Linked DNA regions of Homo sapiens: region 1 is linked to region 2. The links are chromatin loops, found by intact Hi-C in ENCODE. Cell type or tissue: heart right ventricle. All regions are shown on one strand. Each heading gives the region's core, and the rest is flanking DNA. Links, peaks and the distances in the headings are about the cores only.

Evidence for each region. A loop is a pair of places that touch in the nucleus more often than their neighbours do. Peaks named below come from ENCODE experiments on the same cell type or tissue, not always from the same donor. Only the 100,000 strongest peaks of a DNase experiment are listed, where the experiment ranks them.
Region 1: it touches region 2 in a loop (7-fold over the local background); 40 of 110 quality-filtered maps call a loop at or near these places.

What each region holds. Positions count from the first base shown.
Region 1 is chr2:187,296,687-187,302,150 of GRCh38, reverse strand. All of the region lies in intron 2 of CALCRL-AS1 (CALCRL and TFPI antisense RNA 1), which reads right to left. Among named protein-coding and RNA genes, the nearest start is that of CALCRL, 150 kb to the left of the region's middle. In heart right ventricle, for the core only: a CTCF peak has its summit at 2,837 (motif pointing left); no DNase peak of the experiment used is centred there; H3K27ac peaks cover 1,672 bases.
Region 2 is chr2:187,451,085-187,456,548 of GRCh38, reverse strand. All of the region lies in intron 2 of CALCRL-AS1 (CALCRL and TFPI antisense RNA 1), which reads right to left. Among named protein-coding and RNA genes, the nearest start is that of CALCRL, 5.6 kb to the right of the region's middle. In heart right ventricle, for the core only: a CTCF peak has its summit at 3,293 (motif pointing right); no DNase peak of the experiment used is centred there.

The sequences.
Region 1 (5,464 bases), core at 348-5,347, 150 kb after region 2:
GTTTCTAAGGTCAACGTGACATTCGTAATTTTTACTCACTTTATCCTCCTAACAGAAAAAAAAATTAAATTACTATATAAGTTGTTAATGGAAAGAAACATATGATTTTCTTTCTTCAGGTTAGTTTTCCCTGTTTATTTAGAATTGTGTTGCAATGTTAAAGATATACTTCTGAAATTAATAGAAAATACAATTTATTATGTCATGGTCTGTGGAAAACTTACGACACAAGTATAAAATACTTTCGCTCCAGTTCGAAACATTTCTTCAAATGTTTAGATACTGGAAGCGGAAATAGTAAACAGTACATTTTCAGAGTTTATGTTAGCCTTAATTTGTCAACAAAATTGCAGAAATATTATACTTGAACATTTTATACTTTAGCATACATTCATAAATGTATTGTTATTAAAATGGAAAGTCCTTTTAGGAACAAAGGGCAAATTTTGATTATGCCATTTAAAAATCTAAATTATATGGCTGCTTTCCATATAATCACTGAAAGCATTACAGACTTGGTTAAAACAGAAAATATTAGAAAAAAATTTGGGGGTACACTATAATAATTACTTTTTATTAATCTCAGAACTTTATGTTATATCAGCTAAAACCAAAATCAAGCAAAATATTCTTCAAGAGAAGAATGAATCCATAACAATTTATGATATGCTTTTTTTTTTCTTTTCTTTTTTTATTATACTTTTAAGTTTTAGGGTACATGTGCACAACGTGCAGGTTTGTTACATATGTATACATGTGCCATGTTGGTGTGCTGCACCCATTAACTCGTCATTTACATTGGGTATATCTCCTAATGCTATCCCTCCCCCATCCCTCCACCCCACAACAGGCCCCGGGTTCTGATGTTCCCCTTCCTGTGTCCAAGTGTTCTCATTGTTAAATTCCCACCTATGACTGAGAACATGCGGTGTTTGGTTTTTTGTCCTTGTGATAGTTTGCTGAGAATGATGGTTTCCAGCTTCATCCATGTCCTATGATATGCTTTTAAAATATAGATATGAAATTAAGCAATGGCTTCAGAAGGTTTATTTTTGGTACTTCAGTGGTTAAAATAATATTTCTCCACAAAGCCTTTCAACCATGATATTGGTATATGGGCTCTGTTATTAAATCAGTTAAAATGAGTAAGAGATTGCATAAAGCTTGCCTTCAGTAAGTAGTTCTCCTAACTTTTAATTTTAAAAGCAATATTAATTTTCTATCTTTGAACCAATATTAATATTAATTTTATATCTTTGAGCAATATTAATTTTCTGTCTGAAGCAATATGTTTTAGACATGCTACTTCACTGAGCACAAAATACACTGATTAAAATTTAAGAAAGAGAAATGTAAACAAGTGTGATAATAATTAGAAAGCACTGAGTGTGACTCAAATAATTCAGAGAGTAATCCAATAATTAAAATAACCTACAAAGTAAATATTTACATTTTGTGAGTGCCAAGGGAAAAACGTGTTTATTAGTAAAAAAGAAACCAAAAGGTTTTAATCTGGTAGGAGCAATTTTCTCTTTTGTCATTAGGGCTTCGAAAATAATAGAGGGCAAGGGAGAAGATGGATAGGTAAGCACTTGTAATGTGTATTTTAATTGTGGCTTTCTGATTATGCCCTTGTGCAAATATTATTAAAACAGCAGAAATGTTTAAAGTCCTGAGCATTGGCAGTTTTTTGACAGGCTTATGGGAACGATAGAGCTTCTTAGGACTTACTTCCTCTAATAATAAGGCCCCAATTCAAAGAATCCCTCTGTCATTGCAATACAAAAATACTTGTGTTAATTTTGGCTGTAATGATCACTTTAGTTACAAGTAGACAGTGAACTATAATTTGGTTGCAAAATGTTATGCTCTATGACAGTGCAAAAAACATATTCATCTATACTGAGGTAAGTACTAATAACATACTCATTCAACAAAAATGCTGGAGAGCCAAAACACTATTCTACATTTACCTTTGGAAACAACCTCACTACAAGACGGGGAGAAAAGATATATCAACCAAAAGTTTAATACAATGTTTTAAATTATACAAAGGAAATATATATAAAATGCTGTAAGTGCATCAAATAGGAAGAAGGCAGTAAGACTACAAATAGCAATGTTATTAGTAGATCATTCTCAACTTTAAATGCCATACTAATAACTTTGGGCAATGAAGAAATATCAAAAGGTTTGTTTTCCAACGGGACAAATCTCTTTTAGCCATGTGAGTTCTCACACTGATACAAGCATGACAAGTCATCTTTAGTCAGGAGGAATGCTATCCAAGACTTCAGAATTAATCCCCACAATCCCATCCAAAAGCTATCATGTATCCAGACTCTCAACCTGTCCCCTAATTCTGGCTTCCTGCTGCTCTCCTTTTGCTGTGATACTTGGACCCTGCTCTTGGCCTTTGTTCTTTAGACTGAAACCTTAAAGACTCTCCCTCTGCTCAACCTGACACTCCTCATGCTCACCTAGACTGGGTTATCTAAGAGTAGTCTTGGCTCTGGTCTCTCCTAGTAGTTCCTTCTTTGAGTATTGTTTCCCACACACAGTATCTAGTTATCCATGCCATGGAGAATTGTTTCAAAGATTAAAATGTGATAATGAGAGTGAAAACAATACTGCTTTTATATTCTTATAAAATTTTATATATTATATTGGCTACTGCCCTTGGTACAAAGACAGTGGATTAGTTTCTTGGTTCTCCTACACTTCTCTATTGCTAAATGTTGCACTCACTCTCCAGGGGTCTTTAGTCATACTCTTCATCTCACATCAGGGCACTTGGTCAAGTTCAGATTTTTGGCCTGGGCTGCACTTTGCTGCCCTCTTCTGATACACAATCATTATGCTTTTGATTTGACAAACTAACCAATTTTCAGATCTCTGTGGATTTAACCCTTTTCAGGTTTCTACTATCTATCACCATTTTTAATATTCCTGCCTATAGCAATTATTGCTCTTTCTATAATATTTAAGCAGGCTGAAGATGAATACTTACAGGATAAATTACTGTAACTGCCTACATTTAAATTAATGGCAGCAATAAAACTTGTCCTGTGTCCATGATTATCTCAACTATGCCAAATTATCAGAAATGATCAATAACTAAAGGAGGATTCAAGTTAAAAGCATAGCTATACACTAATTACCATAAACACATATTTTTCTTATTTGTTTGCAATAAAACCTTCTGATATACCTATTTATTCATTCATCTGCTCAACAGATATTTATGTTTGTTTTGTATCTGCTTCTATCCTGTAGAATGGATACTTTATTTATTCATTCACTCAACAAAAATTTATGTTTGCTATATTTCCGCTACTAACCTGGAGAGGCACTGACTCAAATAACTTACAGTCTAGTGGAACAAATATTTGCATTTCCAAAAGTGGTACTGGGGGTCTGTGAACACATTTTAGAGGAAGACTAACTGTGCCTGCAAAAGTCAGAAGAAAAAGCCTTTCTGCATACTTATAGTATATTATCAAGAAAGAATGGAAGATATAAAAACAGACAAAGGAGGGAAAATCATTCTGGGTGGAAACAATGGCAGATTCAAAGATATGAGGGCATGACATGGAAAGAAATTATTATTTAATGACTATTACATAGAAAAAAATTCTGAGAAGGACAAGTAATAAGGCTGGAAAGAAAGACATGAGTCAGATCACAAAGGTACTTAAATTCTTGGTAAAAGATCTTAGATTTAAACCTGTAGTCAATTAAACAATAGGCAGCCATTAAAAGAGTTTTAGTACAAGAGTAGCGTGGTTGAAATTGCATTTTGGAATTAAATACCTACTTCTTGACTTATGTACTGAAGTAGAGGATGACATGACAGTGGCAATTAGACTAGGGTTGCCAAAAGCAAAATAATTAGGACACATTTGGAAAATATCTTGAGTTTTAAGTAGAACAATGTAGAAAGCCATAACAAGATGAGAAACCAGAAGCAAATACTGTATTTTGACTACAGTGCAATAATGAACAGGAGATTTGGAGCTGTTAAAAAAAAAGCCATGTTCAGACATATCCATGTAGTTTTCTAAATTTCAAAGACACCAAGAACATTTCAGACATTTTTCAAGTCAGAAGATGTTCCTAAAGCTTATCTTATATGACAGTCAGCTGTTCAAATTCTTCACATTCCCCTTTGCCTACTAAAATTCAGGCTTTCAGTATTTAGACTTCCCTAAGATCTGTTCTCATTTACTCTGTTACTATTTCTTTAAATATTTTATGTCAGCCAAAGTGGATTTCATTTCCCCCTAAAATCACTGTTTTTTTGTCCTACTCCTCTTCCAACCCCATTAATTTAATTTCTATCAATGTTTATGAACTATTTTAATTTTACTGCTTTCTTTAATCTTTTAGTTATGCCTGCATATGCTCTATCCTTTCTTGGTGTTGTCATACTAGCTTGATTATTCTCTATAAGATTCTTAACATGTTTAAGCTGTATCTATAGTTCTTTTTGTGCATTTCTGAGCCCTCTATCCTGATACTAAAATGTACTTGAAAATATGCTTCATATGAGTTACTTGTTTTTTAACTACTTGAATTTTCTGGCACAAGTCTGTGTCCAGAAGAATTCTCAAAAAACAATAACAAAGTGATAGATAAAAAGAAAAAAGTTGTGGAAGGAGGCAAATTACTGTCTAGTTTTAAATAATTCTGAACAATAAATCAATATGATGAGGTTAACGGAGAAAATAAATCTCTGTTAGCTGGAAAGTTTCATTGTTTTGACTCATAAAACCTTATTAGTCAATGATTTTCTCGTATGTAAAATCTCATGTATTATATAATTCTGGCCAAGTAGAGTAAATGAAATTCAAGGTGAGTTATGTAAGATTACCTTGGAAGCAGAAGCATCAAATCATAAGTGTCATATGAGGAAACCATGTATAACAGATTCCATGAGAGCTCAATTTAAAAATATGTTTTTGCTATGATGAAATGCTATAGCGCCATCTTTGATGAATGAACACAGAAGCACATTCTCATACAAGAACAAGAAAGCCCTAGAGGGCCATCAAGTCAAGCTGATGTACCATTCAGGCACTGTTTTTCTTATTCCCATGATATCTATCTCCTGCATTCTTGATCAGCCCCAGTAACAGAAGCTCATTTTGCTGAGACATATCTCTGGGCAGTCTAGCTGAAGCTATTTCTTCCTCTCTCTCTCTCTATGCTATTAGTTAAGAGTATTTTGGTATTTTATTGCTCTTTTTTTCCAGACAGCGTTATTCAGTTTCTCATCAGTAACTCGTGTACACCAAAACCATCCCCATCTTTCAGCTTGATGAGAATTGACTGTATTCATCCAAGGGATATTTACAAACAAATGCTTGACAGTTTTAAGCCACTAAAATTTTATACCTACACTTGTGTTTGAACTTTAATTACTTTGTAACTGTGGGACATATTTTAACAGATGAAAGATGAA
Region 2 (5,464 bases), core at 354-5,353:
CAAGCTCCATTTGTGATAAGTGCCCTATACAGTATTCAGTACAGCGACATGCTGTACAGGTTTGTAGCCTAGAAGCAATAGGCTACACCACATACCCTACGGGTGTAGTAGGCTATGCCATCTAGGTTTGTGTAAGTACACACTATGAGGTTCACACAATGATGAACTCACCTAACAACCCATTTCTCAAAATATGTCCCGATTATTAAGTGACATATGACTGTAGAATAGTTGACATAATCCAAAATCAAATTTAGTTTTATCCTTCCTTACAATTAATCCAAAAAAGAGAGCCTTTTAATTGTAGCATTTTTATTTTCTGAATCTAAAAATGCCATGAGAAATGAATTTTAAGAGTATCACATATAAGGGACTGTGATTAAAACTAAGGATATTAACTTCAACTAATACTTTGTAGAAAGTCATAAAAAATTTCTAGAGAAAGTTTTTGTACTTTTCTCCTGACCCAAACCTCATCCAGACCCACCAGCATGTTCCTAAAACATACTTTGGATTATATGACCCCTTGCACATGGAGTAAAATACAAATTCCTTACCCCAGTCAACATGGCCCTACATTCTGTGTCCTCATGTACACATATGTGTCTCTCTTCTTGCTCACTGGTCTCCAAGCTCTAGGAGCAATCCAAGTATAGCACTTGAGCAAGTGTTGCCTACCTGCAACAGCCTTTGTAGCAGACTCTGTTTTGATGCCTCTTCCACATATTTAAAAAATTGTTATATAATAGTCACACATTTTATGGGGTACATATGGTCTTTTGTTAGGTGCACAGAATGTGTAACAATCAAGTCAGGGTATTTAAAGTATCTACCACCTGAGTACTTACCATTTTCCTATATTGGGAACATTTCAAGTCCTCCCTTCTAGCCATTTAAAAATATATGATACATTGTTGTTAACTCTAGTCACTCTACTTTGCCCTTGAACACTGGAACCTATTCCTTGTATTTAAGTGTATGTTTGTAACCACTACCCAATCTTTTTTTTTTATCCCCCACCCACCCTTCCCAGACTCTAGTAACTATTATTCTAGTCTCTATCACCAGGAGATCAAATTTTTAACCTTTCACATATGAGAGAGAACAGGCAATATTTGACTTTTTGTGCCTGGCTTATTTTACTTAACATAATGATTTCCGGTTCTATTCATGTTGCTACAAGTGACAAGATTTCATTCTTTTTATGGCCAAGTAGTATTCCATTGTGTAGGTAAACCAAATTTTCTTTATCTAGTCATCCACTGATGGACACTTACGATGATTAAATATCTTGGCTATTATGAATAGTGCTGCAATAAACATAGGGTGCAGATATCTCTTTGATAAACTGATTTCCTTTCCTGTGAATACTGTGGGATTGCTGGATCATATGGTAGTTCTGTTTTTAAGTTTTTAAATAAATCTCCATACTGTTTTTTATCATGGCTATGCTAATTTACATTCCCACTGACAATACATAAGCTTTTTTTTTTTCTCCACATCCTCACCGACATCTATTGTGTTTTGTCTTTTTAATAGTAACCATTCTAACTGGAGTAAGATGACATCCCATTGTGGTTTTGATTTTCATTCCCCTGATGATCAGTGATAATAAGCATTTTAAAAATATATCTGTTGACTATTTGTATGTCATCTATTGAAAAATGTCTATTCATGTTCTTTGCCTACTTGTTAATTGAGTTATTAGTTTTTGCTGTTATTAGTCCCTTGTCAGATGAAAAGGTAGCAAATATTTTCCCCCATTCAACAGGTTATTTCTTTATTCTGTTGATTGTTGCCTTTGCTATACAGAAGTTTTTAATTTAGTATAGTATCATTTGTTTATTTTTGTTTTATTGCCTCTGCCTTCTTATACATAAAATCTTTAACTAGATCAATGTGTCTCCTATTTTTTTCTAGTAGTTTTACAGTTTTGAGACTTATATTTTGGTCTCTAATCCACTTTGAGTTGACTTTTATATATGATACGAGATAGGGGTCTAGTTTTATTCTTCTGCATATGGTAATCCAGTTTTCTGGATACTGGTACTATTTATTGAATGGTGCCTTCGTTGAAAACTAGATGGTAGTTTGATATGTAAATATATTTCTGGGTTCTCTATTTTTGTCCATTGAACTGGCTTTCATAGGGGAAGACTTTTTCCTGAAGACATATCTATGGTATTTGTTGGGTAGGACACTTTAGCTTTGATTTTGAGAATGTAGTCTCTGTGTAATATCTGCAGCTACAAATAACATCAGTGGTGTTTGTGATTTCCTCAGTGGCTTAGGCTGCAGTTGTTGTTGCAGGCTGTGGTGAGATTTTGCTGGGAACAGGGACTCTGCTTGGGCCAGTCCTCAGGACCCAGTGGATGCAGTGGTGGGCCAAGTGTTCCTGTCCTTGGGTCTCTGGTTAGCCCACATGGACATCAATGTTAGCAGGTGCAAACAGGCTAATTTGGGGGCTTTCAAGCAACTCTCCTCAGGTAGTGGCAGAGATAATATTGGGCAAGGCAGGTGGGTGGGCTTTTAGTCCCCTGGGAATCATGTGTGGCATGGGCAATGGCAGTAGCAGTAGTGAGACAATCCTTAGGCTTCAAAATAGTATACACTGGTGTTAGGAGGAGCTACATCATACTAGGTGGGCCAGTTCCCATGCCCTCAGGTGGCAAATGCAAGTAGTTACTGGCTATGGCAATGTTAGCAGGGTGGGAGTCATTAAGCCAGAGCAGGATCATAGTGAATTAATGATTGATTTTGTTTCCAACAGATAGTGGTGGAACAGATGCTTTCCATGCTTTAACATAGTGAGAGCCTTGTTTATCAGACATGAGAGACATTTATCACTCTGTTGTTAGTTTTCAATGATTTGATTTGTATTCCTGATCAGATATGTAGGAGTTAGTCTTCTTTGGTCTAGCCATCTCTAGCTTTGAATCATGAATACAGATGGAGTGATAAATACATAGAAAGACAAAAGAAGGTATGCCATCTTAATTTGTAATTTTAAAATTACATTGTGATTTAACATTTATTACATCATTGTTTTCCTTTGCACTTAAAATTCGATGAAATACATATTCTCCATTGACTATATGGGCTTTAATTTGTATAGTCTACATTAAGTACCTGCCCCTTGTAACTATATTTATCAAGTACATAGACTGTTTTCTTAGAAATATTCCCTAGTTGTTGAGATTTTTTTCATTAGAGAAAAAGCAATAGAATTTCATTTTTATTCTGGTCAGAGAACAACTTTTTGTAATTTGAGAATGTCTAACACTAGATGGCAGGATGACACTATAGATTCCTCAAAACTGTAAAAAGAAAGATGTGACACTTTCTCAAAGGTGTTAAGGGTTCCTAGGCAAATCCATCATACATTTCAATATATGCATTACATACAGTTCCATAGTCATTAATGTTTAAAGTCTCACTGTATGTTATTGACTAACATTAAATATGAATAAGCTTTTAAAGAAAATAAAAATATAAGTTGCTAATGTTTTTACAAGTTATATAAATATGATGATAGCTGAAGAAAATAGTTCGTTATAACTGGAAAGACATGAATACTATTTGGCATCTTTAGAACTTAATGATTAAATTATTTATGTAAAATATAGGGATTGGTCATTTAATCAAATACTACTTAAGTCGAAATGCCTAAATACAAATATAAATAAACCTTTTATTTTCACAATCAAGATTGATATTTAGCAAATAAGAGGCATTTCAGAATAAATCCACATTAAATGCATATCCAGAATTAAAAAGGGCATCTTTTTTGATGCTAACTAAAACCATCCTAGAAATAGTAAGAACTATTTTAAACTCTTCTGGAAAGAAGATTTGGGTTTCCCAAATAAATTACTCACACACTCTTAGTATTTATGTGCTACTTGTCATTGCTCTATTGATAAGTATGGCTAAGTTCACCATATACTGAATAATATTTTTTTCTTCAAACCAGAGCATTTTTGAGCCTGAAATTATGAATTGGGACTGCCCCAGAAAACTAGGACATATGATCACTCTATTGAAGGTATTTCCCCTCAGAAAGTTCATTGTGTACTCCCATTTAAAGTAAGCATTTATAATTTTGTTGGATTTAAAAATCCATTTGAATTAGTCCATGACATAGCTCACTAGCCAGTACTAGCACTTTATTCTAGCAATAGCCACCCCTCCAACACTCATGAATATCTGTAAGAAAATACTAAGTTCGCAGGAAGATCTAAATCCATCAGGATATAAGAATTTTTAAAATAGGCAAATGTTTGGCCAATTATTTTTTATGTTACTTGGCTTTCTTGAGAAAATACATTATTAAATACTGAAAGAAACTCTACATATAGGCTATAAAATAGTTTTATTTATCTGTATATTAACCTGGTATACATTTCTGTATATCTGACCTGATATATATACTGTTCATTTCAAACATAGTTTTCTGCACCTTCCAAATTCTTATTCATAGTAACTATTTTTAAAATAATATTGTAATCTTCTTTAAAATGATAGCTATGTGCCCAATTAAAGTGAAAAACGGCCCTTTGGTTTTAGTAATAGATAATAGCATATTCACTCTCATGTCCCAGACATTGTACCCAGATTCTTTTACTAAATGCAATTTATTTTTGTTTTGAAAAGCAACTTGAAAAGTGCTAACAGCAATTGCTAGGTAAAATAATAAAAGGTTGGGTCAACTTATTTCCTTGCTAGAAGTAGTTTTTTAATGTAAAGCTTTTAAACATATAAGCTTCTGATGTAAAGTTTATGTGTTTCTCCTCAAATTATTGGTGCATTTATCATAAGGCAAGTTATATATAATATTGCTGACTGCATAAATTATCACCAAGTATAAGTAATTGCTTTCAGACAATTAAGAACACAGAAGAATTATTAACATAAAATAATAACTTTTAAAACTTCAGAATAATTATTTTAAAAGTCTTTCTTTTGACTTGTTCTTGCACTCTCACTAGGGAAAGTCTGTCCTTAATATATTTCCTGTAAAAGTGTTCTGCTTTATTTTGTTTGTTCTTGTGGCAAGAATTATGCTCCAAGGCAGTATCCATACAAATTCAAAATAAGTGGTCAGTTTGGTCAGTAGAAAATTAAATTTGTCAAACCACATTTTGGTCTGGTTTAACTAACATATTCAATATAAACAGTAGCCCAGAAACTTGGAGTTAGCCTACTCCTAATTTTGAGTCAACTTGCATTTGACATAGTAACTAGTATCCCCTATTGGAAGAAAAGGTCGCTTGTGAGCCTTATGTGTGAGCACAAATAAAAGCACAAATCCTGCATGTAGGATGCTAAAATGAAAATGTGTGACTGTCCATCATTACATGTATATATTTCTACACTTATACACCACTCCTCACTTCTACAGAAAACCTTATTGCAGTGCTCTGCATCATTACCTCTAGATTCTATGTTAGCAGCATCAGTTGCT